Linked DNA regions of Homo sapiens: all the other regions are linked to region 1. The links are chromatin contacts, found by Hi-C or POLR2A ChIA-PET in ENCODE. All regions are on one chromosome and are shown on one strand. The core of a region is the stretch at or near the end of the contact, and the rest is flanking DNA. Distances in the headings are between cores, read along the strand shown. Region 1 holds the start of C17orf78 (chromosome 17 open reading frame 78). Region 2 holds the start of DUSP14 (dual specificity phosphatase 14). Region 3 overlaps ACACA (acetyl-CoA carboxylase alpha). Region 4 overlaps TADA2A (transcriptional adaptor 2A).

Region 1 (5,985 bases), core at 2,532-5,031:
GAGATCAAGACCATCCTGGCTAACACGGTGAAACCCCATCTCTACTAAAAATACAAAAAATTAGCCAAGCGTGGTGGCGGGCACCTGTAGTCCCAGCTACTTGGGAGGCTGAGGCAGGAGAATGGTGTGAACCCAGGAGGCGGAGCTTGCAGTGAGCCGAGATCGCGCCACTGCACTCCAGCCTGGGCGACAGAGCGAGACTCTGTCTCGAAAAAAAAAAAAAAAAAGAGTAGCATAGTGTGCAGGTACAATAATTTTAAAGCTAGAAGAGGCCTTGTAAGCCATTTTGTCTAACCACCTCATTACAGAAACCGAAATAGAGGCCAAGAGAAGACAAGTGACCTGTTCAAATTGATTTAGTCAATTAAAGAGCCTAGGGTAGGCCTCCTGGCTTCCTGTCAAGTGCTCCTTCTGCAGACCCATCCTGATTCATCCATTTGGTCCTAGTTCCTACTCTCTTCCAACGCCATATCTCTGAACTGCATATGTCATAAAACTCATAACTTTTTTCCTGCTAAATTTGATGTTTTTGTTGTGGGAAAAGGAGATCAGAAGAGATATACTCTGCTCCACTGATATTCCAAATGCTTAGAAAGTCAGTCAAAATATCTAGGAGTAGAGAAATAGTCTATTAGAAATAATAGAAACATGGATCTATTTGTCTACACTTGGATTTTTTTTTTTTTTGGTGGGGGAGGATGGAGTCTCGCACTGTCACCCAGGCTGGAGTGCAGTGGTGCAATCTCGGCTCACTGCAACCTCCGCCTCCCGGGTTCAAGTGATTCTCTTGCCTCAGCCTCCCAAGTAGCTGGGACTATAGGCATGTGCCACGACGCCCAGATAATTTTTGTATTTTTGGTGGAGATGGGGTTTCACCATGTTGGCCAGGCTGGTCTTGAACTCCTGACCTCGTGATCCACCTGACTCAGCCTCCCAAAGTGCTGGGATTATGGGCGTGAGCCACGGTGCCCGGCCTACTCCTGGATATTTTGACTGCAGCTCTTCCACCGCTCTGCCCCCGACAGTATGGCCTACTCCAATATGCAGGCTGACTTTTTTTTTTAAATGGAGTCTTGCTCTGTCGCTTAGGATGGAGAGCAGTGGTGTGCTGTTGGCTCACCACAACCTCTGCTTCCTGAGTTCAAATGATTCTCCTGTCTCAGCCTCCCAAGTAGCTGGGATTAGAGACATGCGCTACCACTCCTGGCTAATTTTGTATTTTTAGTAGAGACAGGGTTTAACCTTGTTAGTCAAGCTGGTCTTGAACTCCTGACCTCAAGTGTCCACCCGCCTTGGCCTCCCAACGTGCTGGGATTACAGGTGTGAACTACCGTGCCTGGCCCAGGCTGACTTTAGAGTCTTTAAGTTACAAAAGAAAAGGGTAGGGTCTGCGAGGTGATCAAAGAAAACTCTTAGACTTCATCTTTCGCCAAGCACAAGGTCTCTTTTGGGAAAAGTGAGCTCTTTTGCCACCTTGTGACACTGGATGAGAACAGCAAGCCCTCAGATCAATTCCTACTCCTGCTCCAAGGTGGCAGCATTGTACCGTGGCATCTAGGAACTAATGTACAGAGAGTTTCAAATAGAGCAACAGGAGGGAAGGTGATAATACCTCAGGGGAGCAGAGAATCATGTCATCATGTTAAGGAAATAGTAAGCAAAAATCACAAAACCCAAGGAAGGCAATGGAGCCCCTCTGCCCTAACCACCTCCTCTGCTAAGAGAAGCAGGCAGCCAGAGGCAAGAGGGTGGGGAGGATGAATAAAGATTTCCTTGGACCAATAAAGATGTGAGGCATTTATGTTCCCTCTAGTCAGTGGCCTCATTTCTCTGCTTTCTTTCTCATAGCAAAACTTTTTTAAAAAGTTTTCTAGTCTGGGTGCAGTGGCTCACACCTGTAACCCCAGCAATTTGGGAGGCCAAGGTGGGCAGATTACTGGAGCTCAGGAGTTTGAGACCAACCTGGGCAACACAGTGAGACTGTGTCTCTACAAAACATAGCCCATCTCCAAAATAAAACAAGACCAAAGAAGCTGTAGAGTTTGATAAAGATGGGGTAGATCTTTATTCTCTTTTTTTTCTTTTCTTTTTTTTTTTTTTGAGACGGAGTTTCGCTCTTGTTGCCCAGGCTGGAGTGCAATGGTGCAATCTCGGCTCACTGCAACCTCCACCTCCCAGGTTCAAGCGATTCTCCTACCTCAGCCTCCCAAGTAGCTGGGATTACAAACATGCGCCACCATGCCCAGCTAATTTTTGTACTTTCAGTAGAGATGGAGTTTCTCCATGTTGGTCAGGCTGGTCTCGAACTCCCGACCTCAGGTCATCCACCCGCCTCAGCCACCCAAAGTGCTGGGATTACAGGCGTGAGCCACCGCGCCCGGCCCTTCATTCTCTTTTATGCTCCATCTATCTATGCCATGACAAAGTCTACAGATTATTACACTAGACACTAAAAAAATACAAATTTGGAAAAATCTTCAACAACAGTTATCTGTCTAGGAAAACCTTCCCAAGCCACAGACAGTACCACTCACCTGCCGTATTTAGCTCTTCCTCACAACCTCTCAGCCCAATGGTCATCAGAATGTTGTCCACCAATACTCACTTCACTATTCAGGAGTGTGAAGATGTGCAAAACTCAATAGGTATGTCTGTGCTAATGTGAGTTTATATATATAACTGGATTAATTCTAGAGATCATATGGTTCACGGCCGGCTGGGGTGGCTCACGGCTGTAATCCCAGCACTTTGGGAGGCCGATGGGGGCAGATCACTTGAGGTCAGGAGTTCGAGACCAGCCTGGCCAACATGGTGAAACCTGTCTCTACTAAAAATATAAAAATTAGCCGGCAGGGTGGCACACACATTTAATCCCAGCTATTCAGGAGACTGAGGCAGGAGAATCACTTGAACCCAGGAGATGAAGGTTGCAGTGAGCCAAGATTATGCCACTGCACTCCAGCCTGGGCAACAGAACGAGACTCCATTTCACAAAAAAAAAGGCCAGGCACGGTGGCTCATGCCTGTAATCCCAGCACTTCGGGAGGCCGAGGCAGGTGGATCACGAGATCAGGAGATTAAGACCATCCTGTCTAACACGGTGAAACGCTGTCTCTACTAAAAATACAAAAACATTAGCCAGGCATGGTAGTGGGCGCCTGTAGTCCCACCTACTCAGGAGGCTGAGGCAGGAGAATGGCGTGAACCTGGGAGACAGAGCTTGCAGTGAGCCGAGATCGTGTCACTACACTCCAGCCTGGGCGACCGAGCGAGACTCTGCCTCAAAAAAAAAAGAGATCATATGGTTCAGGACTCTCAATTTATAGAAGAGAACATTTAGATCCCAAGAAGTCAAGTAATTTTCTCAAGGTGATAGCTCATAAAAGGGCCTGTACTAGAACTCAATTGTACTGACTCCTAGTCCTAGTTTCCTGCTCTATTTCTATAATTCCTGCTCTAGAAATTATATTCCTTACTAGAAATCTCCACATCTTTTCATGAAAGTATATAAATCTCTGTGCCTGTGTCAGTGAGCATGCATGTAAATGTCTACGTGTCTATCTGCAAGTATTTGTAAAGCATATCAATGGGCGTTTATGGCCTTCCTGCTCGAGAAACCTCTAGGTAATCTAGTTCTCTATGTCGGCACCGGCAGCGAAGTCAGAAGAAGTCTGAGTGAATTATTAATAAGCAGAATTAGCCCTTTCTCCAATTAGATCTATTCCTGGGTCTTCAGGAAATGGGGCAAAATAATCAGGGTGGAATCAGAGTCTCTCAGGGTCAAACTTGGTTCCAGCTGCGTGTGGTGAAAGCAACTAGAGGCAGAGCTATCAAGGGCTGTGACAGATGAGCAGTGGTCTGTCTGCAATGAGCATGTGCTCAAGCTAACATGGATACCATCTTGGTCTTCAGCCTAATCATTGCATCCTATGATGCCAACAAGAAAGGTATGTAATTCTCTAGCCTAATCTCCTGGAAAATACAGAGAGAGGCCTAGAAAGAGTTTCGGGGTCTCTTCCACCAGATAGAGATGTAGCTGATATCCAGCAAGCAATACTTTCCAGAGTTAATCCCATGTATCCACTCGCCTCTAAGAAGGACTGCAACTTATTCATTCCAGAGAGATAGCTGTCTGTTTCATGATGAGAGGTCTTCAGAGAATGTGATGCATTCTTATGTCTTGTTCATGTAATTAACATTAAAAGTCCTTTCACTGTTGGATGGCTTTCTTTAGAGTTTCAGTATTGTCATCACCTAAGGTTCCCAAATTCATACTGTTCATAAGATGTTGCCTTTTTTAAGTTGGTACATGTAAATAGCTAGACGGTGATATTCTTGGGTGGGGAGAGCTGAGGGAAAGGGTGATATTGGGTGGAATGGCATCATTTGCTGCTCTTTGGTAACTGCTTATTTAAAATATGAGTTTTCAAAGTTTCATAAACATTTCATCTCTAAAATTAGCTAATCAAGGCTGGGCACGGTGGCTCATGACTGTAATCCCAGCACTTTGGGAGGCCAAGATTGGTGGATCACCTGAGGTCAGGAGTTCGAGACCAGCCTGGCCAACATGGCGAAACCCCATCTCTACTAAAAGTGCAAAAATTAGCCAGGCATGGTGGCATGCACCTGTAATCTCAGCTACTCGGGTGGCTGAGGCATAAGAATCACTTAAACCTGGGAGGTGAGGTTGCAATGAGCTGAGATCGTACCACTGAAATCCAGCCTAGGTAACAGAATGAGACTCTGTCTCAAAAAATAAAAAATTAAAATAAAAAAATAAAATTAGCTAATCAGAATTAAGACCAAATGGCACAAAGTGCAGCAGTAACGAATTTGACAAATTATAAAAATGTCACAACCCTTTGAATTATGTGCCAAAAAGCATAAATAACTAAGACCTATGGTTCTGTGGAAACCTATAGAGATACCAAGGTCAGACAATATAAATCTCCAAAAGCTTTATTTAATACAAGAAAGAAGACAGAATAGGAGGGAGAAGAGAAAATAAGCAGTATTTAAGGAAATGGGTTGGTTAGACTTTCATTAACTTAGTAAATTTTCTTAACTCTATTTGACCTTTCTTTGTCCTAAGGGTAATAGATTGGTACACAGTATTCTTTATACTAGGTCAACTACTACTTTGTATGTATTTGGCTGGGTGTTCTTTTTTGAGGGCCGGGCGTGGTGGCTCACACCTGTCATCCTAGCACTTTTGGGAGGCCAAGGCAGGTGGATCACCTGAAGTAAGGAGTTTGAGACCAGCATAGCCAAAATGGCGAAACCCCATCTCTACTAAAAATACAAAAATTAGCTGGGCATGGTGGTGCATGCCCGTAATCCCAGCTACTCGGGAGGCTGAGGCAGAAGAATCCCTTGAACCCAGGAGGTGAATGTTGCAATGAGCGGAGATCACGTCACTGCACTCCATCCTGGGCGACAGAGTGAGACTCCGTCTCAATAAATAAATAAATAAATAAATAAATAAATAAATAAATAAATAAAAGTAAAGTCTTTTTAGAGAGTGTTTGATCTCCCAAGTTGCAAGTTTTATGAGCAGGAACTGCAATCTTTCATATCTTCTCCATTGCCCAGAATTCTAAAAAGTAAGTACCAGTAAATTCTGATTTTCCCCAAACCTTCCCCGGTTCCCCTCCTCCCCCTCTGCTCACCCCCAGACCTCAGAGATAGCAGTTGCCGACTGGAACAGCTGCCTGGGATCTTCCCAAAAGACGTGAGAAGCATCAGAGAATTGCAAATGCAAGGTAGGGAATGGGTCCTTTCTGGAAAATGATATTGCCATTCCAAAAAATTTTTACCTTTAAAAGATATCTCATCTTCCCACTTCCTAGCCCATATCTCAAATATCCTATTTTAAGGATATGTATCCTCCCAGGGGGCTTTCTGGAAACCAATCTTTAAATTAACTGTCATTACCTAAGGCATGCTTATATTACTCAAATGGATGGAGATGAAAAAAGAGAAGGA
Region 2 (5,985 bases), core at 2,592-5,091, 110 kb after region 1:
GTTGTTTATCTTGAAATTCTCATCACTGCATCATTGCTACTGCCCAAGGGTTGAATTAAGGGCAAAACATTTCAGAGACAGATTTGAAATTACCTAATTATCCTAGACATGTTGTAATGTTCCCTTTTATAATGCCTGGCTCAAAAAGCTTGATGTCAGGTTACAGAACTGTATGCATTCTTTGATTGTAATTGTGTTAACAATAGTAAAAAATCTTGCATACAATCAAGACCAGAAAGAAATCCAGATGCTAATTGTTGTTTTGTTAAGTAATAAAATGGTGGTAAGCAATGCTTTTTCTCTTTTTGCTTTTTTTTCTTTTTCTTATCTGTAATGTGACAATTCTTTATTACTTGGAAAGTACATTTTATGAGAACTGTGAAAACTCGGAAAGTAGAAGTTCAAAGTATTTTACATTTAATAACATCTAGCTAATCCTTATGATATCTAGATAAGGTGCTACTTTACATCTTATGAAATAGCACAAGCCTTAGGCAAACTTCTGTAGTAGAAGAAATGTGTTCTGAGACTTCTGAGACTTCTATCTTGCTAGTTTTTAAGATATCTTTTCTCCCAGAAACCTGGTGTCCAGTGTCCCTCTCAAATCTGCCAAAGGACAGTAGCTTAAAGATTTACTTATCTCAGGGGAGTTGCATTTTTATAGCCATCAATGGCATATAATTTGGAATTAGAGGCACAGGCAAGCAGGCCTTCCGAATCTCTGTGAGCCACAAGACCCGATGGCACCCTGAAATCAAACTTCTGTAGACTGGGAGCCTTGTTGACCGCTGTTCCCCAATTCTGACAGATCAAAGCTGTTGCTAATTTGTTAACCAGAGGCAGTGATACAAATGGAAGATGCAACTATTCATTCTGAGGGACGCATAAAAGTCTGATTAATCTAAGGAGCAGTCATTGCCCAAGCAGTTAAGGAGAATATTTTTGGAAAGGCAGACATCAGAAGCTAAGCAGAGTACAAATTTCCACCCTCTACTTACTGTATTAATCATATCAGCTCTCACTCTTCGTAGATGCTGCCCTGCTCGAAAGCACTGGTTATTTAGCTGGGAGTCAGGAGAACCCAAACCCTCCCTGGGCATAGACAAATTGTAATTTTATAGCAGACAGCCTCTAAAATGTTTCTACATCCACAACAGTTGACACTGCCAGGCGCAGTGGCTCATGCCTCTAATCCCAGCACTATGGGAGGCTGAGGTGGGAGGATTGTTTGAGCTTAGGAGTTCGAGACCAGGCTGGGCAACATATTATTTAAAGAGACTAGGTCTCTTTAGTAATAACAAGGCCAGGTGCGGTGGCTCACGTCTATAACCTCAGGGGGCATCACCTGAGGTCGGGAGTTCAAGACCAGCCTGACCAACGTAGAGAAACCCTGTCTCTACTAAAAACACAAAATTAGCCAGGCGTGGTGGTGCGTGCCTGTAATCCCAGCTACTCGGGAGGCTGAGGCAGGAGAATCACTTGAACCCGGGAGGCGGAGGTTGCGCTGGGCCGAGATCGTGCCATTGCACTCCAGCCCAGGCAACAAGAGCGAAACTCCGTCCCCCCCAAAATAATAAAAACTAATTAGCCAGGCGTGGTGGCGTGCCTGTAGTCCCAGCTACTTGGGAAGCTGAAGTGGGAGGACCACCTGAGCCCGGGAAGTGGAGGCTTCAGTGAGCCATGATTGCACCACTGCACTCCATCCTGAAGCCTATCTTAAAAAAAAAAGAAGAAAAAGTGACACCTATAAAAAAACTCACATACTTATAGTCCAGAAATGTGCTGTCCAGTAAGGTAGCCACTAGCCACATGTGGCTATCTAAATTTACTAAAATAAAATTTTAAATTCACTTCCTTAGTTACACTAGCCATATTTCGTGTTCAGTAGCAACATGAGGCTAGTGGCTACTGTACTGGAGAGTGGAGATACAGAACATGTCCATCATCACACAAAGTTCTACTGGACAGTGCTGGTCCAGAAGAGAATAACTTCAAATTGCATTTTTGGTACAGGCATGTATAAGCCCGCACTTCCACATTCTGTAAAGGCATAAACCGCCTCCCTACCCCAGGGCATGTCTGTACAGTCATTAAATGGTCTGACTCCAGCACTTCTTTCTACTTAATCTCTAAATCTCTAAATCTTGACACGCACATCGCACACAACACAAACTCTATTTTAGCCCACCTCCCTCTTCACTGACTCTTCATGGTAGGTTTAGTTCCCATAATCCATGAAAATGCCTAGCTCCTTGTCACTAGAGCTTGTTTTGGAAACCTGCCTACAGTGTAACAAGCTGGAATGTGAAGAGGGATGCATCTATTTGTGTTGCTGAGTCATTGAATTGACTGAAGCTTCAAGGACTAGGGGGTGCTGAGCAGAAATGAAAACACACAATCCTTTCTGTTAGAGATTTGCTCTTTTCGTATTGGCATGTAAACAAGTAAGTCACTAAGTGAACTGACGTCACAATTTAGTTTTAGGAAGATGCTTTTCCCAGGCACGATTTGAACTCAGTGGTTTCCTGAATCTAGCAAAGTATGCTGCTTTGTTTTCTCTTAGATTAATTTTGCCTAATTTTAAAGCTTTGATTCTCTTTTTACGAAGACGAAAATAAATCTCTCTAGTCTGGGCCTTTTTCGTTTCCCAGGATTATGATTAAAATTATCACTAACTTTTAGATAGTCCAGCACGCACCGGATGACTCTGAAGCCGGTTGGGCAGTGGAGATCGGGAAGAACATGAAAAAGCTTCAAAGCTTTTGGTTGAGGACATCGGGAGATGTAAACCCCAAACGCGGGTTTTACTTCTCCCCTCCACCCCTCCCCGCAAACCCATGCCTACTCGTTTTGACTGCTCAGCAATTCTGAGGCCAACCATTTGCAACGGCGAGGAGCAGGGGCTGGTGAGTCAAGGACTGGGCATGGAGTCAGGACTCTTAGGTGCCTTGACTCACGGCAGAGCCTTGAGGAAGTCGCTTTGCCTCCCACGTGTCTCCCTTCACCTGCCAGAGGCGGAGGGGAGGCGGGGCTGTGCTGGAAAACGTCCGTTTCGCACCGACTTATGTTACAGATGGGCAGACCTGAATTTTAAAAGACCCTCAGAGTCACACAGCAAATGAGCCCTCAAATGCCCGTGTCCCGCCTGCGCTCCGGAGAACCCCTGCCCTGCCTCGGGGACTCGGGAGGTGGGTGTGGGCTCCGAGACTCGGACGGCACCTTGGCGTGGCGAGAGCAGGTGGAGATGCGCACGGAGGTTGCATGTTCACCTCCGGGTCTCGGGCGCCACGGCTGCCCGTACCTGTTCCAGCAAGCGTCAGCCAGGAACTGCCGCGCTACTGATTTTCCCTTCGCTCTTGGGTCCCAACCCCCGGGCTCTCCGGGCTAGGGAGGCGGTGGGGTGGGGTCGAGGCCGTCCCGAGCCACCCGCGGCGGCTTCACACCTGTATCGGATTTGCTTTCTCGCCTTTAATCCTCTCCAATCCCGAAAGCACCCCAGCAGAGCGCCCCCGCAGCCCGCCTCGAGCCCGGCTCATACGCAGACGCTGACTGGGGAAGCGAGGGGTCGCCGGTGTGTGAGGCAGGGTAAGAGACCAGGGGACCTGCACGGAGGAGCGCTCTAGGGGAGGCTGCTGCCTCGGGAGCTAGGGCGCGCCCGGACCACACCGCACGGCGCAGAAGCCCAGCGCGCACGCGCGCCGCCTGCCGCCCCGCGCGTCCCCCCGCCCCGCGTCGCGTCCCCCCACCTCGGGAGAGGGCGGCCAGGCGCAGGGAGCGTGCGCGCGGCCCGCCCCGGGCGCGGGCGGAGGGAGGAGGAGGCGGCGCGCGCGGCGCCCAGCCCGCAGAAGCCGGTGGCCGCGCAGGAGGACGGAGCCCTAACCGCAACCCGCTCCGCGCCGCGCCGCGCCGGTAGGGGACCCGCAGGCCCGGGGGTGGGGGTTGTGGGGAAGGTGTTGGGGTGGGGCGGGAGGGCGGGACTTCGCGCTTCGGGTCCCTGGGCGCAGGGGGACCCAGAGGCCCGCGCGACCCCGCCTCTGGAAACTTTGTGCCGGCGCCCCCACCTGCTCCCTGGCGGTCCTTGACTCTTCGGGGCGGCCCGCGGAGGAGAGGCCCGAGACCTTCCGCAGCGCACCCTCGCCGGCCCTGAGCGTGCGCCCCCTGCCGCTCCCCCGCCGCGCCGCGCCGCCCCCGCGACCCTGTCCCTGTGCCCCGGGGCTCCAGCAGCCTCGGCCGCGCCTCCTCCGTCGCCTTCCGACCCCGCTGAGGCCGCCTACTCTCGCTGGCATCCACCCGCTCTGGAGCGCGCCGCCGCTTTTTGCATCTCCCCGAGGTTTCTGGTGCATGGATAGAAGCAACTTGACTTTCAGCGATGCCAAGTGTCCAACTTGAGTCTTTCTCTGCGGTGGTAGATGGGTGTGCGCGGTGCTAACATCTGTCTTTTTATTTCTCCTAAGTACCCTTGCTCCGGAGCGAAGTTGAGTTGTTGTTTGTAAAGAGGGGGTGCGTGCTGTGGCCGCCTTAAGTGGATTGTATAACTGTATTTTATTTAGGTGGATGTTGCCAGTGGTACCAGCCAGTGTTATGGTAACTGGGCATCCCAGAGGCTAGGGAAGGAGGAGCGACTTACAAATGCAGTTTTACCATGCAGAGATTTTTTTTTTTTAAAACCACCTTGTACTTTCTATCCAGCAGGACCTCCGGACATTTAGTGTGTGTTAACTCGTTAGCTGTTCATTATCGTTTTATAAGAGAGGGGGGTGGAGAGCGTTACCATCCCGTTTTACAGATGTAAAAACGGAGGCGAAGAGCAAACTCCGGGTATCCTTAGTAACCTTAAAAGAATAGGGACCAAGAGATTTAACCCAGAGTCTCCTGGAATTCCTAGTCCCTAAGGCCACTCAGAAGTATGATGGAATGTTGGACCGTCCTCCCTGACATTCTACAGATCACTTAAGAGTCAGAGAGGCCGAGGCCAGCCGGCAGCTCCATGCCTGAGACTCAGCTCTGCCACAAAGTTAAGTAACACTGGACAAGTCACAGTTTCTCTCCGCTCATTTCCTTCCTGCTCTCTAAAACCAGGGGAACAAAGGTGCTGTATTCTTTGCAGAGTTGTGCGTGTGTCTGGAAGCTCCACTCCCTTGAGCTGCGATTTGGTTATTGTTAGTTGTTGTGGACTCATAAAGGCCCCCAGTCTTGGTTCCCTTGAGAAATGCAGGGAAGGAGGCACCCCCACAGTGAACGCCTCTTCTTCGCCAGAGACGCCTGAGAATTCACATCAGGGACACTTCACATCAGGGACAGGCCGGGGCAGAGACCCTGACCTGAGGGAGGGACGAGGGTTGCCACGAGGAGGTAGGAAGGAGCCCTGCACAGGAGGCTTGACACATGGGCCCTATTCCTGCCTCCAGCTCTGACTCATCTTCTGACGCTTGGGGGAGGAGAGGTAGTTGCTTGGTATTTTTGGCTTTCCACCATAAAACTGGAGACAGTTTCCTTCATTCCAAGTCGTTTTAATGTCACTGTTGAACGTGTGTGTCCTGAGTTCTCATCTGAAAGCTTTCATATCGGTTGACTGCAGGTATGAATTCTGTAATAATAATTAATAGAATGGCATAAATGTATATTCATATCATAAAAGACTAGCCAAGTATGTAAGTCCAGGAAATCCTTTAATACTTTAACATTTTTAAAAAGTGGGCTTTAGGGAGGGCTATGTTTGATGGGTTCCTTTGCAATTGGGATTTTAAGGCAAAATGGATTAAAAATGCTTTTCCCAAAATCACAAGAAATACATTAACCATTCTCTGTGAGATTTAAACTTTACTAATAAGGTTAAAGCTTTCTTTTGAACCTCTTCCTCAAAAGTAACTGCCGAGTGCATCTTGATCGGTTTGTGTATATCTTTTTAGACTTTTCTAAGCATTTTTATAAATGTCCGTTTGCACAAAGTGGTTTTTTAACCGAAATTAATTATTTTAAAGTTGA
Region 3 (5,861 bases), core at 1,247-3,746, 100 kb before region 1:
CATAGATTTAAAAAAATGACTGAATATAGGCAATTTCTTATGGTTCAATCTAAAGTAATGTCACATGGGTCAAAAACAAAATTATATATGCATTCATACACCCACACATGTAAGTGCAAAGAAGTGAAGTCCAGAGTACATACCAGCAATGATTTAGAAAAGAATGGGTCCGGGCACAGTGGCTAACGCCTGTAATCACAGCACTTTGGGAGGCCAAGGCGGGCGGATCACCTGAGGTCGGGAGTTCAAGACCAGCCTGACCAACATGGAGAAACCCCGTCTCTACTAAAAATACAAAATTAGCTGGGTGTGATGGCGCATGCCTGTAATCCCAGCTACTTGGGAGGCTGAGGCAGGAGAATCGCTTGAACCTGGGAGGTGGAGGTTGCAGTGAGCCAAGATCACGCCATTGCACTCCAGCCTGGGCAACAAGAGCGAAACTCCATCTCAAAAAAAACAAAAACAAAAAACAAAGAAAGATGCGTGGATATAAAACTTTCCTTTTTCACTGTATGTATTTCTGCATTATTGGAATTTCTTGCTTATAGTATGCAGGCATCCATGTATTACAATTAAAAAAAAAAAAGACATAAGGAGTTCACTTAAAATAAGCTGAAGTGGGGTTGGGCGTAGTGGCTCGTGCCTGTAATCCCAACACTTTGAGAGGCTGAGGCAGGTGGATCACCTGAGGTCAGGAGTTCGAGACCAGCCTGGCCAACATGGTGAAACCCCTGGCCCTATTAAAAATACAAAAAATTAGCTGGGCGTGGTACTGCATGCCTATAATCCCAGCTACTCGGGAGGCTGCGGCACGAGAATTGCTTGAACCTGAGAGGCAAAGGTTGCAATGAGCCAAGATCGTGCCAATGCATTCCAGCTTGGGCAACAAAGTGAGACCCTGTTTCAATAAAATAACCAAGTCATTCCTTTGTCAAAATATTCCAGTCTTTTAAGGTTTTGCTACATTATAAGAATATCTTTAAAATGTATCACCAGGCCTGGCCCAGTGCTTCACACCTGTAATCCCAGCACTTTGGGAGGCCAAAGTGGGTGGATCACTTGAGGTCAGGAGTTGGAGACCAGCCAGCCCAACTTGGTGAAACCCTGTCTGCACTAAAAATACAAAAATTAGCTGGGCATGGTGGCGGTAACCTGTAATCACAGCCACTTGGAGGCTGAGGCAGGAGAATCACTTGAATCTGGGAAGTGGAGGTTGCGGTGAGCCAAGATGGCATCACTGTACTCCAGCCTGGGCAACAGAGTGAGACTCCAACCCAAAAAAATAAAATAAAATAAGTATCACCCAGAAAAAGAACATTTCAATTTTTAATCTATGTCAATCGATTACTTAATGAATGAAAATCTTTTATGCACAGTCTCACCTTTTCTAATGTTTCTTTATTCTTTTCTATGCTCATATAAACAGAATTAGTATGATGAACTCAATTGCTGAGTGATAGATGATCAAAGAGATAGCTTAAAAAAAAGAGAAAGACTTAAAAAAAAAAGGGGGTATCCCATAGGAGGTCAGTAAGTAAGAAGGTAGGCCTTTTAAAAATATATGAAAGCTTTAGTCACAGGTCACCCATTAAAAATATTTTGGAAGAATTTTAACACTTTAATATAATGTTAAGTAAGGAGCGGGGAGGTAGAAGGACAAAAAAATATTAAGTAGAAAAAAGTATTATGATTACCAACACAATACAAATAGTAAGACCCAAAACTTATAATTATCATAATTATAAGTATAGGAATCTATTAATAAAGATTTGTATATGATATAAATCTATGAGTTGAAAAGGGATAAAAAAATGAATAGGTTAATGGGCATTATCTTTGGATGGTGTGTTTGCATGTGGCTTTATCATCATCTTTGGCTTTTCAAATTTTCTACCAGAAAATGCTGTTTATAATTATAACCAGAAAAAATAAAAAAGAATGTTAGTCGATAAGCAAAATAGCTAGAATAGCTAGTTCCTTACAAAGAGCTTCTACTCTTTTGCAAATTATAACAAACAAAATAAAGCATTTGAAATTCAATTAGAAATATTAATTCTTCTTATTAAGGAGATTACAGGATGTTTAACTTAAAATGCAAACAATACAACAAAATTATTTGAACATTCAGCATCCCTCTTGAATTTACATGACACAAGTCAAACTCAAGCAGTGTATTTTTCTACAATAGCCTCTTTCATTATCTTTCATTATACCTGGAAGCATAACCAACACTTTAAACTATTTATAAAAGTGAAAGGGGAACAAATTGGAGGGAACTGTAAGGAAAGAAAAGGTAATGTTGGGGAAAGGATCTCCTTTTGCCTAGGTTCACATTTCTACATGGATAGACAATAATTAAGAGTAACACTTTCAGTCTTTCTTGGTTCACTCCCTTGCTCCTCCCCAAGGGAAAAATAATAAATTATGTGATTGGTCAACTTGGAAGGAGGGACTGAATATGCATAGCTCAGCCTTTTCCCCTTTGGGATCAGCCCACTGCACAGGACATATGCTCTTTGTCAGCTCTCAGCCATACACTAAGCTGAATTAAGCTCTCTCTCTCTGTCGAGGGAAATCTGTGGTCATTCAGCACTGCCAGTAACCAGTGGGTGAGTGAGCCTGCTTAACTCTGGTGTTTAGTTTACAAATCTGAATGTTGCTACACACTTAAGCCATTTTCATCAACATCTCTGTTCATAATAAAGCTGACTGTTTGATCTCTGCTTCCTGGCTTCTTGGTTCTGAATTCAACCAGTAGAAAAAGTATGTTGTTTGTTGTCCCCGCCCTCACACACTAACAGGTGGTAGAGAGAGAGAGAATCAGCACCTCCTTAAAACTCTGACTTAATCACCTAAGAAATGTTCTGTCCAGATGAGCAGCCTGCTTCAAAATGAATTTAGATTGTTTACATTTAAAGTCACTTCCTCAATCTGTACTTTTTAAAGGCAAAAGACTTATGCAATCTAAAGAGAAACCAGCGTATTCTATACTTTCAAACTACACCTCCTGGTCTTACATCCCTAACACCACCTTGGGTATATATCACGAGCCAGGCTCCCAATCTCCACATTTGTGACTATAACTGGTCAGCTGAAAGGTATCACTCCCTGGAGTTAGTAACCTACCTGTAGCCCATCATCCACATCTTTCACATAACCTTTTTCATATAGCTCCTGGGGAACATTTAAGATACGTTTTGAAAAATCATTTTCCTGCCAGTCCACACGAAGACCTGCAACAGACAATAGCAACTTAGGGCAATTACAAGATCTTCTGCTCTTGTCAATTTTCTGCTCTGCATTCTTTGAAATGCTATCATATTTACCCAAAACTGAGAGTGGATGGGAGAAAGAAGGATGCCATAAAACCCTGATCAGTCCTTGGGGTTAACAGGATTTAGCCACAGCATGACCCGGCAACTTGGGTTCTTAACGCTGGCAAAAGCCAGCCGAACTAACAGGGAGCAACTTATAAAAATGCAAAGACGTACAAGATCAAAACAAACAAAAAAAGAACATAGCATACTTCTCACAGCAACTCAGCAGGCAAAATACCTTCAAACTGTGTGTTCAGGCCTGCTCCAGGGCCAAGAGGTCTGGGAAATAATTCAATCTTTATGAGCCCTTGGAAATAGAAATGGCGGTTTTATTGGCCTCAGCAGAGTCATGATTCCATGCTCTCTGAACGTCCCTGTACTCAGCCATAAGGGGAACACTATAGCCTCTCCATTCAAACAAGAACAAATTCAACCTTTTATTTTAAACTATTTGACCCAGCAGATCTGGAGAGGATATTGCAATCTCCCTGGAGAGCCAGAGTAACAAGGGTTCAAATCTGTTCAGCCTCAAGACAGTGGTCATTCCCATTTAAAAGAGGTTTTAGTGTATGTCTGTTCCCAGTGCTTGAGTACTTAAGAAAAAAAAAAAAAGGTTCATATTGTTATCAGCTATAATAATTCACATGGAACTGTTTAAGGGATGTGTTGAGAATAAATCACTTTTTGAAAATTCTTGCCCCTCTGGCATGCCTGGAAGAAAGGTTAATTACTGACCTCATTTTCTGCATCAAGGGCAACTGAGGTTGAATGGTTTTTAAACAGTCAAATCAAATCATCAATAGATTGTGGGTTGATATCAAGAAAACATTGGCGCCAGGCGCGGTGGCTCATGCCTGTAATCCCAGCACTTTGGGAGGCCAAGGCAGGTAGATCACAAGGTCAGGAGTTCAACACCAGCCTGGCCAAGATGGTGAAAGCCTGTCTCTACAAAAAAATACAAAAATTAGCCGGGTGTGGTGGCGGGTGCCTGTAATCCCAGCTACTCGGGAGGCTGAGGCAGAGAATTGCTTGAACCCGGAAGGTGGAGGATGCAGTAAGCCAAGATCATGCCACTGCACTCCAGCCTGGGCAACAGAGTGAGACTCCAACTCAAAAAAAAAAAAAAAAAAGAAAAAAAAAGAAAAAAAACATTGGCAAGGAAACATTTGAGTAAGTGGGTTTTAGGTTTTTCCTAGTGATCCAGGCTACTCCCAGGCAGGTCTGAAGACCCAATTCCCCCTGGGAAGCCCACCTCTGAGGAAGATTCTAGCCTACCCAGAGTACATCTAAACCCACAAAACCATATACATGTTTTCCCAGAGTTTTTCTAAGTTAACTCACAAGATCACTCCAGATCACAATTTAGCATCTGTGTACCTGGAACTAAATTTATATTACTAAAAGAATCACAGGTGTATTAATTAAGCTAGGAGCTACAAGGTACCATTAATCAACCAGTATTCCATTTCTTGTCAAGTATACCAATACTTTTTCAAAAGAGGTAAGTCCCAAATATCCTACTGAGCTATTCTGTACTTCAAGATACAAACAAGAATTCAGTTCTTACCACTGCCGCTCCAGGGAAGAGTTGGGATACCTGCAGTTTGAGCCACTATGGAAGATGCAATCTTATCCCCTAAAGCCCACATGGCCTGGCTTGGAGGACCTAAAAACGAAACAGGAAAAGAATCCTGACTGTAACACCTTGGCCTCATTTCTGGCACATGTAGTTGCCTTGTATTATAGCTATTTATGTATTTGTCTTGTCCTCCCCCCACCCCTCACATATCAAGGAGATCATAAATTATGGGGACTATTATGCTTTGACTTATCTTTGTACCATCTGTAAAACCTAATGTAGTAAGCTTTTTGTGCAGAGTGAGAGCTCAATATATATAAATGTATGCTGAATTAAATTTTTGACAAATCTAGCTATAATGTTATCATTCTTCATGATCCAACTTCACCAGATCAATAAAGTCTTCTTTTTTAAGTCAATATCCTGAAATAAGGACTTTAAAGTTTTAGGATTCAAGTCTGAAATAGTATACGCTCTTTGGTCTTAGGGGAACCCAAAAAGGAGACATCTTTAAAAAGGTTTACAAAACATAATCTTCATTGTTTAAGGTCTCTGAGACCGAGAGAAAAATACTTTGAGCTATATAACCTCTGTTTTTCTCTCTGGTATAATGACAGCAGAAAAGTCAGAAGAAGTATCTCTCACTTGTAGGAGTATCACCTATATGCTTAAATGCACAGGTGCTGATTCATATTTAAGGGCACACTGCCAAGGCATCCTGAGTATTCAATTATCTTCACTATCTAAAAACAGGTCATTTTCCCACATGCTTTCTTAAGGTTAGCTGCAAAGTTTTAAAAGGTCAGAGTTTTAGAAACCAAAGCCTTCTCCATATCTCCATATCTGACCCAGGGACAGAAAACAAAATCAAGATGAAGTGAGATAAGCAAAAAATGAAAAAAAAGAAAGAAATGAAGAGGGTTACTCTGAGAGTTAGTAATAGATTGAGGGAAAAAAAAAGAGAG
Region 4 (5,985 bases), core at 2,315-4,814, 72 kb after region 1:
TCAAGTGATTTTTCCACCTAAATCTCCTGAGTAGCTGGGATTATAGGTGCATGCTACTGTGCCCAGCTCAGACTAATTTTAGTTTTTAGAGCAGTATGTTTAGCTTCATTCCTAAACTCATAACTATTCCAATTTTTTGTTGTCACTACTGCTTGTAAGCCTCTTAGATTTTTCCCATGACTTCCTATTACCTGTGCCAGTATTGTGGCCTTTTGCCATATTTAGACTTTTTAAACAACTGTTTGCTTGTGTTTTTTCTGTTTACTTCTAAAGCATGGCTGCTGTAAAGACACTAATCAAAGCCGATGGGTTTGGGGTGGGGATTTTTTTGTTCCCCTAAACAGGAATTTGACAATTATGCAGAATGGGACTTGAGAGACATTGATTTTGTTGAAGATGACTCGGACATTTTACATGGTAACAGTTTATTTTGTCAAATGTTTATCGAGCGCCAACTGTGTGATGACACTGTCTTGGGTGCTAGGAATTGAAGGATGAATAGAACATGTCCCCTGCCCTTATAGAATTCAGAAATCTAGTGGTTAAGTTGCTGAACTTACTGTGTTGTTGGATTTTGACCACAGTGAATAAGACTTGTGATGAGGGTAAAAATATTGATTATATAATAGTAGTAGGAAATATCTGTTGGACTGTGTGATTTTACTTTTATCTGAGGTAAATCTACACTAAGGTAATTGGTTAAATGGCCCTCACTTGCATTCTTAGAAGGAAGGGAATCAGTTTGAATTCTTGGGACTTCACTAGCAACTGCTATCACTAAATGTTCACTATATTTTGTTACCCGGAATTTCCCCTAGCAAGGAAAAAGAATGGAAATTCCTCAAGAGTTTTTAGGCCCAAATGGGGAATTTCTTGTTTCTCAGGACTGTTGAATTTTCAACACTGCTGGATTCTTTTTTATGTTTGTTTTTGAGACGGAGTCTCACTCTGTTACACAGGCTGGAGTGCAGTGGCGCGATCTTGGCTCACTGCAACCTCTGTCTCCCAGGTTCAAGGGATTCTCCTGCCTCAGCCTCCCAAGTAGCTGGGATTACAGGTGTTTGCCACCATGCCCAGCTAATTTTTGTTTTTTTATTAGAGATGGGGTTTCGCCATGTTGGCCAGGCTGGTCTGCAACTCCTAACCTCAAGTGATCTGCCCGCCTCAGCTTCCCAAAGTGCTGGGATTACAGGCGTGAACCACCACGCCTGCCCCAGCATTGCTGAATTCTAATCTTTGATTAGCCCTCTAAGGGTTTATGTTAACTCTTTTCCTAAAACTTATGTGGTGAATGCCAAAGAGCTGTTAAGAGTAGATAGTTAGACTTTGAGTCCCTTTTTTCCTTCTTTCCATTTTCAGTGAACTACATACTAATATATACTAATACTACATAATAATACCCAATACTTTTTTTTTAATTTTAGTTCAGAATTGAATATGATACAGTAGATCAGTAATTCTCTATTGGAATCTGTATTTCCCAAAGAGCATCTTCATGATTTCTGTTAAATTTACATCCCAGGCAGGAAAGACAAGTAGAGTATACTTGTTAAATTATAAATCAAGTTTTCATATTGCATGGACTGGTACACTGTCCCTAGAAGGGGAACTTGATTCTTTTCTCTCCATAGAAGAGCTGCCTGGATATTTGTTATACCAGATCTAAGATAAAGAAATAGTCTTCCTAAAAATTTTACCTTAAGAAATTTTTCTCTACACATTTCTTGAGCGGTGGGTTTTTTTTTGGGGGGGTTTTTTTTTTTTTTTTGGCAACATTTTATTCCTCCTTTTCTCCCACACAACTTTAAGGAAAGTCAAAGTGACGCAGATTGAACTAAAAGAGGAAAGCTTGAAAGCAAACTACTTTAGCATTAACTAAATCCATTGTATTTGTTCAGTCTTCCGTGTCAGTCTCGTCAATCCCAGTGACTCATGTTATCTTTTCTCACCTCTTGTGGTGTTCCCTTTGAAGGTAGTATGCAGACTGCCATTCATAGACACCAGCTTTAATTGAAATGGTATTGTTTTCTGGCTTGTATCTTTCTTATAGAATGCCAGACTACTCTGCACAAAAGGGGCAGCTTCATAAATATCATTCTTTTAGATTCTGCTCAAAAATACCAAATTTTTGGCTGGGCATGGTGGGTCACACCTATAATCCTAGCACTTTGGGAGGCCGAGGCTGGCTGATCACTTGAGGCCGAGAGTTCAAGACCAGCCTGGGCAACACAGTGAGACCCTGTCTCTAAAAAAAAAAACCTTTAAAACAAATTTTTAAAATATTATTATTGTTTTTCCTCCTCCTCCTCCCTGCTTTTTATTTTTACCTATATATTTATTTTTTACAGAATTTTAAAGTCAACATCTATAATGTTAATAATGGCTTGACTTGGTGAATCACTTCTCTAGAGCCTAATCCAAGGTCTTCATTCATACTTCTCAACATTATTAAGAAAACTATAGTAATGGTCGGTGTTTAATTTCATTCTTCATTCTTCATGGGAGTAGGACTTGCAGTTCCTTCTGGTTCACTTGGGGTCCTTTTTGTAATTAAGTGGGGATAAAAAGAAACAGAAGCAACTGATTGATCAGCAATTTATAGTTCAGTTAGCTTTTCAAACCCATAACATACTTTAGGTATTTGTACTCTCCCTGAAGTTTCTATAGCCCTGTAAATTATTGATTTTCATTTGAGCTATAACTGGAACTTATGTTATTAATCTTTATACATAGTTAGCTTTAACACAACATAAATAATAATTCTTTCCCTCTGCCCCATAGTAAACTGTAAGATGTTTAGATGAGTGCTTTTATTTTTTATTTTTTTTGTGACAGACTCTCACCTTGTTAGCCAGGCGGGAGCGCAGTAGCGTGATCTTGGCTCACTGCAACTTCTGCCTCCCAGGCTCAAGCGATTCTCGTGCCTCAGCCTCTGGCATAGCTGGGATTAGCGCCACCATGCCCAGCTAATTTTTATATTTTTAGTAGAGAGAGGGTTTTGCCATGTTTGCAAGGCTGGTCTCAAACTCTTGGCCTCAACTGATCTGCCCACCTCTGCCTCCCAAAGTGCTGGGATTACAGGGGTTAGCCACCGCGTCCGGCCCTAAATGAATGCTTTTAAAAAGATGATAACACTTCAGATTTGGGTATGGTTGGCTCACACCTGTAATCCTAACACTTTGGGAGGCCAAAGTGGGAGGATTTCTTGAGCCCAGGAATTCAAGGTCAGCCTAGACAACAAAGTGAGACCCCCCACCTCTAAAAAATAAAAAAGATGATAACAGTTTAAAGAAGCTTGTCAGCACTACAGACCAAAGGAATGACTTGCTCATGCCACAGAGAGGTATTTTGTTTACAGCTCTGAGTCTTTACAGCAGCTCCTGTGGCAGCATGACCATGTCCAGGAGCATATTGTCCCTGAGCTGTCACTCGCAGAACACTCAGTGAAGTGCACTAGGAGCCCATGGAAAGTCAGGAAGGAATGAAAAGGGGCTTTATAAGCACACCTGGAACAGTTAGAGGGGCACAGATTTTGTAGAAATCAGGACACTGATTCAGCCTCTGGCTTGCTTCTGAGTCATGGTATAATCATGAGTAAGTGCTTGGAATCTTGCTTGCTGTTTCTTTATGTCCTCTGCCATTAAAGAAGAGGTGACACTGATTAGTCAGAGTGTAAATGTCTCTAATGAAACATGGTACATAATTCAGATTTGTGTTGTTACCATTCCATTATACCATTATGCTCTTAATATTACTGAGCATTAACAACATTATTTTTATGGTTCCTCATTTAGAACTACTGGAAGGTTGCAGACTGTTTGGCTGGGTTTTGTATTTAGAACCTATCCAGAATATTGGCTGATGCCACCAAGACCTTTTCCTCACCCACACAAAGATTTTTGCCTTGAATCATGGAATTTGTTTAATAAATTTGGTTTGCATGGTTCATTATAGAGACCTGGGACACAATGGAGGGATAATTGTATTGCAGCCATACCAGAAGGCTTTCAGAATGTATTTCAAATGTATACTGCAAGTGAAGCAGTATCCAAGGAAAAATAAGGAAGTTCCGTGATCCCTAATTGGTACTTACTCATATTTTATTGAAATAAGCAGAAATGTTTGGTTCAGAAAGAGAGAGAGAGAAGACTCATATCTTAGAACTGTCTTGTCTCATGTATGTTGTGAGATCTCAATGCACATGCTTAGTGTAGTTCCTTCTTGCTGCCATCTCTTTCCCCATCTCCTTTCATTTGTAAAAATTCTTCCTAAATTTTTAGAGTACTCTTTCCCTGAGTTTCTCAGGATCCTAAAGTCCTGGTTGTAATGTCTTCCAAGTCATTGTTGCCCCATAACCCAGGCAAGCAAGAGATATGATGAGCTCCTCCTATGTGTTGGGTCTGTGTTTCCAGTACTTCTCAGGGTTGCACCTTAGTACAGTTCACAATTTCTTCTCCCTCTGTTCTGGAAAGGTAATTTTAGAAAGTTTTCTCTCCTAGGCTTGGATCTGTGGACCCCTTCACCTTTCACTGTATTTTTCAAATTGTATTTCTTTGGCACATATTATTAGCCTTTAAATCCTTTAACAATTAGTAGAGCAGAGGTCCAGCCTGGTCTCTGTATATTCACCTACTGGCAGTTCCTTTCACTTATAGTGATTTCACTGTTTTTTTTTTTTATTTTTTTTGAGACGGAGTCTCGCTCTATCGCCTAGGCTGGAGTGCAGTGGCGCGATCTTGGCTCGCTGCAAGCTCCGCCTCCTGGGTTCACGCCATTCTCCTGCCTCAGCCTCCCGAGTAGCTGGGACTACAGGCACCCGCCACCATGCCTGGCTAATTTTTTGTATTTTTTAGTAGAGACGGGGTTTCACCATGTTAGCCAGGATAGTCTCGATCTCCTGACCTCATGGTCCACCCGCCTCAGCCTCCCAAAGTGCTGGGATTACAGGCGTGAGCCACCGTGCCCGGCCTGATTTCACTGTTTTATACATAGGATATTTTAGACATGAATACTATCAGTAATAATTGCTAATACATATAGCATTTACTATTAGTTACCATTCTAAGCTCTTCATATATATTAAGTCATTTAATCCTCAAAACCTTATGAGTTGCATATTATTATTATCCTCATTTTTGTGGATGAGGACATTGAAGCATAGAAAGGTTAGATAACTTGCCTGAGATCATACAGCCAGCAAGAGGTAGAGTCATCCCCAAGTCTGTGTTCTTAATACTGTACAATACTTAGCTGTCTTTACAATCTTGATTTTTTTTTTTTTTTTTTGAGACAGGGTCACGCCCTGTTGCCCATGCTGGAGTGCAGTGGCACAATCATGGCTCACTGCAGCCTCAACCTCCTGGGCTCAAACTATCCTCCCACCTCAGCTACCTGAGTAGCTGGGACTCCAGGCGTGCACCATCACACCTGGCTAATTTTTAAAATTTTTTTGTAGAGACAGGGTCTCACTATGTTGCTCAGGCTCAACCTTGAATGTTTGTTGCTGTTTCATTTTTGTGAGGTTTCACATTTGTTATCTTCTATAGCTTCAACACATTCCTGAGGAATAGATATTTTCCTGTTTTACATTCAGGGAAGCAGACAAAGAAGTTAAGTAATTTGCCTAATCCAGGGGTGTCAATCTTTTGGCTTCCCTGGCCCACACTGGAAGAAGAAGTGTCCTGGGCCACACATAAAATACATTAACGATAGCTGATGAGCTAAGGAATAAAAAACAAACAAACTCATAATGTCTTAAAAAAGTTTACGAATTTGTATTGCGCTGCATTCAAAGCCGTCCTGGGCTGCATGTGACTCACGAGCGACAGGTTGGATAAGCTTGGCCTAATGCTTCCTGGTTGCTTACTTTAGCCATTAGATCACATGATCTTCCCTGCACAAAATTGTTTGTGTGCATCTTGGCCAAAAGCTTGGGGGGAAATGACTTAAATAGTGTTGCTTCTGGGGAATACCTGTGTCACAGGT

The links. A loop is a pair of places that touch in the nucleus more often than their neighbours do. ChIA-PET counts read pairs that join two places held with the same protein, here RNA polymerase II (POLR2A). Pooled maps may share reads with other maps.
Region 2: a map of GM12878 shows a loop between it and region 1 (7-fold over the local background). The contact joins the promoter of DUSP14 here to the promoter of C17orf78 in region 1. A Hi-C loop is called at or near these places in 4 of 168 maps with a recorded cell type or tissue (CD4-positive, alpha-beta T cell, GM12878, IMR-90 and 1 more), 5 of 37 single-sample maps with no recorded cell type and 13 of 50 pooled maps. POLR2A ChIA-PET finds 5 or more read pairs at or near these places in 6 of 52 experiments (A549, HEK293, MCF 10A and 3 more).
Region 3: a loop to region 1 is called in a map of mammary epithelial cell, with 4 times the contacts of the local background. The contact joins the enhancer-like site here to the promoter of C17orf78 in region 1. A Hi-C loop is called at or near these places in 5 of 168 maps with a recorded cell type or tissue (Caco-2, Calu3, K562 and 2 more) and 5 of 50 pooled maps. POLR2A ChIA-PET finds 5 or more read pairs at or near these places in 3 of 52 experiments (HEK293, PC-3 and WTC11).
Region 4: a loop to region 1 is called in a map of ovary, with 5 times the contacts of the local background. The contact joins the enhancer-like site here to the promoter of C17orf78 in region 1. A Hi-C loop is called at or near these places in 1 of 168 maps with a recorded cell type or tissue (ovary), 1 of 37 single-sample maps with no recorded cell type and 9 of 50 pooled maps. POLR2A ChIA-PET finds 5 or more read pairs at or near these places in 9 of 52 experiments (AG04450, GM12878, IMR-90 and 5 more).

Annotation. Positions count from the first base shown.
Region 1 is chr17:37,372,204-37,378,188 of GRCh38, forward strand. It overlaps C17orf78 (chromosome 17 open reading frame 78), which reads left to right and starts at 3,782. Exons shown (of 7, transcript NM_173625.5): 1 at 3,782-3,947; 2 at 5,676-5,762. The coding sequence starts at 3,890. The region is part of intron 1 of ACACA (acetyl-CoA carboxylase alpha); the gene reads right to left.
Region 2 is chr17:37,486,050-37,492,034 of GRCh38, forward strand. DUSP14 (dual specificity phosphatase 14) reads left to right here and starts at 3,842. Exons shown (of 3, transcript NM_007026.4): 1 at 3,842-3,909. RefSeq lists an enhancer at 4,942-5,727.
Region 3 is chr17:37,271,067-37,276,927 of GRCh38, forward strand. It overlaps ACACA (acetyl-CoA carboxylase alpha), which reads right to left. Exons shown (of 56, transcript NM_198834.3): 8 at 4,885-4,983; 9 at 3,127-3,233. Among named protein-coding and RNA genes, the nearest start is that of SNORA90, 29 kb to the left of the region's middle. Within about 2 kb of position 2,497, at least 2 of the 41 ENCODE cell types and tissues checked have a DNase peak (open chromatin) inside an H3K27ac peak, as active enhancers do.
Region 4 is chr17:37,444,352-37,450,336 of GRCh38, forward strand. TADA2A (transcriptional adaptor 2A) reads left to right here. Exons shown (of 16, transcript NM_001166105.3): 8 at 345-417. Among named protein-coding and RNA genes, the nearest start is that of TADA2A, 40 kb to the left of the region's middle. Within about 2 kb of position 3,565, at least 3 of the 41 ENCODE cell types and tissues checked have a DNase peak (open chromatin) inside an H3K27ac peak, as active enhancers do.